Linked DNA regions of Homo sapiens: region 2 is linked to region 1. Evidence: chromatin loops called from intact Hi-C (ENCODE). Cell type or tissue: endothelial cell of umbilical vein. All regions are shown on one strand. Each heading gives the region's core, and the rest is flanking DNA. Links, peaks and the distances in the headings are about the cores only.

Evidence for each region. A loop is a pair of places that touch in the nucleus more often than their neighbours do. Peaks named below come from ENCODE experiments on the same cell type or tissue, not always from the same donor. Only the 100,000 strongest peaks of a DNase experiment are listed, where the experiment ranks them.
Region 2: it touches region 1 in a loop (17-fold over the local background); 10 of 110 quality-filtered maps call a loop at or near these places.

What each region holds. Positions count from the first base shown.
Region 1 is chr15:77,494,655-77,498,737 of GRCh38, forward strand. It overlaps a transcript of HMG20A not described here. Among named protein-coding and RNA genes, the nearest start is that of HMG20A, 76 kb to the left of the region's middle. RefSeq lists enhancers at 956-1,756, 2,193-2,487, 2,559-3,358. In endothelial cell of umbilical vein, for the core only: a CTCF peak has its summit at 2,349 (motif pointing left); DNase peaks (open chromatin) are centred at 1,307 and 2,257; H3K27ac peaks cover 2,200 bases.
Region 2 is chr15:76,971,210-76,975,292 of GRCh38, forward strand. It overlaps LOC105370904 (a long non-coding RNA gene), which reads left to right and starts at 1,695. Exons shown (of 3, transcript XR_932492.2): 1 at 1,695-1,759; 2 at 2,546-2,722. In endothelial cell of umbilical vein, for the core only: a CTCF peak has its summit at 2,277 (motif pointing right); DNase peaks (open chromatin) are centred at 1,672 and 2,322; H3K4me3 peaks cover 292 bases.

The DNA of each region.
Region 1 (4,083 bases), core at 793-3,292:
TTGGCTGGTTTTATAGCAGATGTGATTGGGATATTTACTGGTTGTTTCTTAGAACTAGATGAAAGCAATAGTTCAGACCAAATGAATTACAGCAACAAAACATGCTAACAACATAAAAAAAGATATAGATTATGGAAAATTATAAATTGTGATCATGCAGAGAGGTCTCACTCTAGCCTGAACACTGGTGACCCACAACTAAATGGGGCCAAGATTAATCATGCCTCAATCTTACACATAAGCCAAGGGATCTTTTCTAAAGATCATGCCTATTAAAGCAGCAAAGACTTTTCTGCAAGATATATCATAATGAGCTCCAGACATTTAATGAGAGACAAGTGCTACGGTTGAAAGTGGTGACCTTCAGCATCGAATCTGAAAATGAAGTAGGCCTGCTTGCTCTGCAAAATGAGGCCCCAATCCAGTCTGCTTAGGTGAAGAGAAGTCTCACATTTGTAGATGGTCTGTTGCAGGCAAACCTTAAATCTTCTGGGAAAGGGGGAAAGGCTTTTGTTTGTTTTTATTTTTCTAATTAGGTAAGGATTGTACATGCAAGGAGCAAGCAGCTGACTCCAGGCTGCAGGCCCAGTAGCTTCCAAAGGCAGTAAAGCCAGCAGGCGTGGTGGCTCACGCCTGAAATCCCAGCACTTTGGGAGGCTGAGGCGGGTGGATCACTTGAGGTCAGGCGTTCGAGACCAGCCTGGCCAATATAGTGAAATCCTGTCTCTACTAAAAATACAAAAATTTGCTGGGTGTGGTGGCACATGCCTTGTAGTCCCAGCTACTCGGGAGGCTGAGGCAAGAGAATCGCTTGAACCCAGAAAGCAGAGGTTGTAGTGAGCTGAGATTGTGCCATTGCACTCCAGCCTGGGCATCACAGCAAGACTCCATCTCAAAAAAATAAAGAACAACAACAAAAAAAGGCAGTAAAGTGGAAAACGGCATCAAGGAAGAAACCAGCCTAAGGAGTTAGATAGAGTGTCCCAAAAGCCTCTGGAAGAATATGCAGCACTCCAAGGCCAGGAGACCTCAGCTTCCATCTCTGTTGTAATGGCTGCCTCAAATGAGGACAATTGCCTGGCCAAAAAATAGCAGCATGAAAGAGAAGTGTCATCCCCCCTTATTCCTAGTTTTTCATCCCCTAGAAGCCCCTCATCCAAGGACTTGTGTAAAGTTGTGTCCGCCCCTACTTTGATCTGCAGTAGGAAATGCTGGGATGCATGTCCTGACCCTCCTTCCCCCACTGCAGCCCTCACGAATGGTAGGTGGCTGTCCTGCAGACAGGATGCTGCCTCACGTCCTGAACCTCGCCACAAATTCCTGCCCCACTGGCTGCTTCTGGCTTCCTCTTGCAATCCCAGGAGACAAAGGACTGTGAGGGAGGAAGGGAGCCGAGCATGGTCTCCCAGGCAGAAACCCTTTGGAAGATGCCGGAGCCTCAGCCTGCTTGCCCGGGTCTGCCTTTCTGGGTGGGAGGAGGGGCGGCCTCCCTACTCTTCCCAAATGTCCCTGTCTTAAACCCATGCAGCACAAAACAAGCCAGTTCATTGTGTTCTTGGATATAAATATTGATTCTAGGTGATGTTAACATTCTGTTCATAAAAGAATGTAACATATTTCTCCCACACCATATTAGACTGATGTGTTGTTTGGCCAAGGGAAGTACCGATTGCTGGCTTCTGCGAGAAAATGTGGACATTTAAATGCATGCAGCTTTCAGAAGTCTAGGAAGCAGCCTCAGAACAGCAACCAGGCCCCTGGGTTGGCTTCAGCTCTGCCCTCCTCCATCCAGTTTCTCCTTTTCCATCTCCATTGTTTGCACATACCTTTGGTATTTCTGATCACTTGTAATTTAAGAAAATGCTTTCTTGGAATTATATCTTCTTTCTCAAGGACCTGTTAATGTGGGACATTTGCTTTCTTCAGGAGGGCCCGGAAGGTCAGGACCAAACATTTTTAGTTTTCTTCCCCAGGGGAAAAGATCTGGGAGGTCCTGTCCTCCCGTTTACTTTTTCCCCCTCTCTGCATGTCGGAGGGAAGGGCAAAGTCTTCAGACCAGAGGTGGTCCCGCCAAGCGCTCCACCGAGGCCTGACCAAGCCCAAGACTCAGATGTGTTGGCCGCCTTGGCAAGGCAAATTCCCCACATTCCACAAGTGCTCTTGAGGGAGAAATAGAAGTAATGAGAAAGTGGAATTCTTGATGTGTATGCGTGCTCACTCGGGTGCCAATTCATCCGACACAGACAGATCCCTGGCCTTATTTCGCAAGAGAGTGATAGAGCCCATTTCCAGATGTGCGGGAGGACGGCCCGGGACCCAGTGCTGGCAGGAGAGCTGGCGCCCTCTGCTGTCCCGGCTAGGAAACACTGCAATGGTGGGAAAGAACCTGGGGTTCCTGAAAGCCGGCAGCTCTGTTACAATCCATAGCCGACCCTCGCAAGTGTGGAAGGGGCCTGCAGCTCCTTGCTGTTCAAATGATGAACCTGCAAGGGGCTGGATTCCCTCCTTCTAGCTGGCTCTCTTTGTGTTTCGTGGCTCTAAATGAGCCAGAAATCATGAGGATTTACAATAAAACCCCAGCCTCCCACAGCATCTGCTGGTCCCGTTCCCGAGAAGGTGAGGAAGAGTGGCACTGTCTCTGGCCTGTGAACCTGGCCAGCAGGCCTAGGCAAGGCGAGACAATGAGGGCAGCTTGCCCAAGAGGAGGCCTCCTGCTGATTAGCAGCCCTCGGGCCATACCCTTGCCTGAGAATGCAGCTTCTGGAGGCCTGGCTGGCTCCAAAGCTTCCAGCCGAGTGGAAGCTGCAACTGCTCCCACTCAGGCATACTGGCATCTCTAAGGGGCCTCAGAGCTGGCACAGCCAAGAGACTGGCTCAGCTTACAAGCTTAGACAGAGCTGCCACCCCCCTCTGCCCTGCTGCCTGCCAAGACAGCAGCACAGCAGTGGGTCTGGGGCCAGGGCCAGGCTTGCTGCTGCAGGAGAAAGAAAGAGATATTAATAGAGAGAGAGAGAGAGAGAGAGAGAGAGTGTGTGTGTGTGTGTGTGTGTGTGTGTTGGTGAAACGTAGGGTGGAGATATTAGGGGGATGCAAGGGGGATGGCTGGTGAACTATACTTGGACAGCCTTTCAGTTCTGCAAAAAGGCACAAAACAATCAGTTTTTGTTTTCTGGAAGATTTTTAATTTTTTTTTTTTTTTTTGTAAACCAATCTCTTCCCTGCTGGGAGAAGAAAAACCCAACCCGCCAAGCAACCCCCTAAAAACAATGCCCTTCTCTCTCTGGGACCAATTTTCAGGCTGCACAGCAGTCCTGACAAGGTCAACAAGCTGGAGCTGTAAGTGGAAGATCTTTATCTAGGTGGGAAATAGGAAAATCATTTGACTGATAAAAGGAAATACAATAAATAGCATCTAAATTCCTGGCTGCATCCCCCAGGCCCCTCCTCTGCTGGAGAAAGTGCGTGGGCCAGGGATACATGTGCTGCTCCAGCATGTTTAAAAATAGCATGCAGCACACAGCCCTTTCTTACCTTCCAGAAAGACTTCATTACCGGATCCTCAGCCCTGAGCCTGCAGAGCTGCTGCCGGCACTTTCTTCTCCCTGCGCTGGATTTTTCTCTTTGGAAGCATTAAGGGAGTGCATGTGATACATTTTACTCACGGGCCAGCTCTTGCTCAGCTAGTTTCAATCTAGGCACGTCTAGAGCTCACGTTGAAAGTCCATTGTATTTAATGGGGTGTTAACTCTGTTTATTCTCTGGGGCCTGTGCAGTAATTTTACACTCTGCAAAACTAGCAACTTGAACCAGAAATGATATTCCTCTTTCCCCATGCCCACCCCAGTGGGCTGCAGTCCCCAGGCACCTCTGGCCCTGCTTCCCAGGGTTCCTGTAGCTCAGGTAGCCGAAGAAGTTCTGCATGCCGTGGGAGATGGGAACTCTGGGGTTCACATCCGGTTCTGCCGCTTGTTAGCACTGGTGCAGCCTGAAGCAGGTCTCCTCAGCTCCTGGAGACATTTTTCACATCTGTGAAATGAAGATTTTAATCTGCCCCATGTATCTCAAAAGGCATACAACAATCTC
Region 2 (4,083 bases), core at 753-3,252, 520 kb before region 1:
ACTACTGGGTAACCAAATAGTAGATAAGGAGACGTTTCTCTTTATAGAAGTAATTCAGCTCGTAAATCAAGAAGAAATGGTAGAATTAGAATATTGCCATGTGGCAATCCCTAATTAATGGATAGTGGCACTGATCAGCAATGTCTGCTAATATCACAAATTGAGATAACCAGACCTCATAGGCCTCCTATGAAGTATTCTTGCCAAAAAATTGGACCTGAATCTAGATTCAAATGGCAATTTACAGGAAATACAGGAGATAGAAGAAAATATTAAAGGACACAATGGATATGCAATCAGTCATTCTATACTGTGGGAAGCTCTACAGGATAAATGATCTAGTTTCTTTCTTTCTCTTTTCTTTTCTTTGTTTTTGAGACAGGGTCTCGTCTGTCACCCATGCTGGAGTGCAGCAGCATGATCACAGCTCACTGCAGCCTCAATCTCCCAGACTCAAGTGATCCTCCTGCCTCAGCCCCCCTGAGGAGCTGGGACTACAGGTGCACACCACCATACCTGGCTAATTTTTGGTTTTGTTTTTTGGCAGAGACAGGGTTTTGCTATGTTGCCCATGCTGGTCTCAAACTCCTGGGCTCAAGTGATCCACCCTCCTCGGCCTACCAATTTCTGGGATTACAGGTGTGAGCCACTGCACTGGGCCTTATTATCTAGTTTCTTAAACAAATAGGCTGTAAAGAAAAACAGACAGACATGTAAAGGAAACTGATAGTTAAAAGAATCACAACCTGCAAAACTTATTTAGATCAAGATTCAAACAATCTGAACAGAATAAAATAATTTTTTGGTGACATATGAAACACAATTAGAAATTTGAACACTGGCTGAATATTTGATTATATTAAAATTATTGTCAATTGTTTTTAAGTGGGATATTGTGGCTATGATTATTTTCAAGAGTTTTAAAGGGAGAAGAAACATAAATACTTCTCAAAACTCTCTTCAAAATCATCTTCCTTCACCAGTTTCCTCTCTGCTTAGAATAAGCTTGTTATTTCAAACTCAGGGCCAATGCAATGTGAAGATGAAAAATAATTTGGGGAGCAAAATATATCGTGGATATACATATGTAAAAATATAGTATGTATACTTACATTCCCAGTTAAGTATAGTATTCCTAAGTCAATTTATAGAATTTTCAAGCACATTTAAAAAATAGTACTGAATTATTGAAAATACCACCGAAATTCCTTCCAGCTATGTGACTATGCAGAAGTTCCAGATTAAAAAGTCCTTAACATAAGAGAGATGTTATGTAATCGTCTTTGCCTATGAAGTTAATGTCCAGATTTTGGACAAAAACATGTTCACCTCATATCCTAAAAATAAGTATTTTAAGTCTTTTCCATACAGGTGCCAGAGAGTCATGTGTTCATTTTATTAACACCAGAGGCAATAACACAGTGCTAAAAATAAGCACGTGTCTATGCATGTATTTTTAACTACAGGAATGGCATTATGTTATAAAAATCTCACTTGGTTTCCTACTTTTCTCATTAAACACTTTGATTTTAAGATATATCCATTATATCCATAATGCGTGTACTTGCAGTGCAGCAACCCCACTTTCCTTATCTACTCCCGGGCCGGCGGACTCTCCCGCCGCCCCTCGCTCCCTCCTCATAGGCACAGGAACAGAATTTCTGAGTCATAAGACTGATACAGACGTTTCAGTCTGGAAAACTGCAAGCACGGCAGATGCCAAAACCCCTTTCCTGTGCCTGAAAGAGAACTTCTGGAGGTATGAAGGGCAATAATGCCTCCCATCCTCCCTGTGGCTCCAGAATTAACTCTCGAAACAACAGGATTTGGGGTAGGAAGGTTACAGCTAAGGAGCCGCCAGTCCCCACCCATCTGCTCTGGGAGAAGTTATCTCGAGGTCCAGTTAAGCGGTCCAGCAACTCCGAAGGACTCGCTGGAAAGTCCTGCACACCAAGCTTGCCCCTTCTGCATAGCTCGGGGTAGGGAGCAGCCACCTCTTGTCTCAAGACTGAGGAGGCCTGGGGCAGGGCGGGGCAGGCAGAAGACTTGAGCAGGGACACCCTGGGATGAGGTGGTGCCTCCTTGATCGCTGCACCTGCCCCTGCACCTGGGGTGGGTCTGAGGGGAACAGCATCACTAACTGCTGGACTGAAGCCACCATAGGAAGCTCAGGCTTCTTGGGCTAAATAAAATTCAGAAATGTCCAGACTGGCTGTGACACCAGGCTCTTCAAGCAGCCCTGACACAGGGGGTCTAGGGGGCTTTTGCTGACTTCTGCTGCTCCACCTTCCTGGGCTCTAGGAGGCGCTGTTCCTCCAGCATCCAAGAATCAGCCTGAACCAACGGCAGCTGCCAGGCGACAGCTCAGAGCCCAGTGGGGGTGGTAAAGACCATTCAGATAAAGGCTTGGGGAAGAACAATGGAAATTGTTCCCGGCAGCACCCAAACCTGGAAAACTCTTTTGGGGCAGAGCTTGGGTGTCTCCTGCCTTGATCTCAGTGCCATCTTTCTCCCCTGGCTCCAGAAGTTTCTTCTATTCTTCCAGATTTTCCAAATGCAGACCAAGAGGGATTGAGCTCTCCTCTACCCTGCCTGGCCCAGAAGTTCCATTTCCTACCTCCTTCTAGCAGGGGAGCAGGGGCCTTCCTTGGTGGCCCCCAGGATGGCCCTATCTCAGAAAGACACAACCACGACTTCTCTGTATAATAGACACCACCACACAGTAAGTAGTGGGAGGATGGGGTGGGGAGGGACTTTTATTTGTCCTTTAGGCCCTTAACCCATGGCATGACTCTGATGGTTAAGGACAGCCTGGGACAAGTCCAGTGAGATTAGGGTAGGAGAGTGGGGAGGTGAGTAAGACCCCATGGGGGTGTGAGTGCCTCTGAGGCAACCTAGAGTGGAGGTGGAGGGGGTGGCAGACCCTTAGGAAATAAGCATGACCCCTGGCTGGGTAAGGGCACCCACTATGAGGGTAACAGTCACTCGTTCATCCCACAACCATTTTTGATATCTGTAGGTGTCAGGTACCATGCTAGTTGAAGGATATAATTGTGAACAAGTGATGTGTGGGTCTTAGTGTCGAAGAGCTGACATTGGAGGATATCAGAGACAAAAATCAAGTAAGCAAATACAGCATTGTTAACTGCAGTAAGAACGAGGAGGACAGACACAGGCCCACAAGGAGGTCCGGGTGGCTCCTGGCATCAGGGCCATATGTAGCTCAGCTTGGGGTTCAGGGTCCTAACTCCAGCTCTGGCAGGCTGGAGGAAGAGTCCCACATCCAGATGAAGTGGCACTTATGGGTCTGAAAGATATAAGCCCGGGTCTAGGGGCTGAGTGGTCCTGTATGCCAGGGGGCATGCCAGGAGCTTCACCATGTTAATGTGCTTCATCCAGAGAGGAAGCTGACCACCAGCAATGCTTGTGAGACTGGCTGCTGGCTGCCTTCTTATTCTCCTCTTGGGTCAGGGCTGACCCTCTGATGGGGTGGGGCTGAGGCTGGCCAGCAGGGAGGCCAAGCTGTTGGATCAGAGGAAGGCGATGTCAGACACCAGCCCCTGTCACCCACCAGCTCTTCCCTTCCCATTGTCCCTGGCTGGCCCTGGCCCAGCCTCTCCAGCATCCTCATTTGCCTCCCTGCCTCCGGCTCACCCTGCCCACATATCCACCAGGGGCTGCCGTTGTTTCTCTGATTAGTTACTGTGTTGCTGCCAAATTAATGCTTCTAAACCATATTTTATAACAGCAGCCTTCATCTGCAGAGAATCTTTGAAAATACTTGGCTTGGCATTTAAAGTGGTACAAAAATGTGGCCTTACTGAATTTTTACAGCTTTATTTATCCTTTCAGAGGTGCATCCTGCACGTATGTCAAACTGTGGGTCCTCATCCCTCTGCCACACCTCTGCTCAGTTATCTTTCTCTCCTTCAACCCCCCTCCCTGCCACCCTCCTGCATCCCTCTGGGTAGTGAAACAGCCCCTTATTCAGTCAGCCAGCCTTGCATTCAGCAGGCTCTGCAGGCTCCCACTCTGTGCCCGCCATTCCTGGGCAGCACTAGGACCCCCCCTGCTCTGACACCT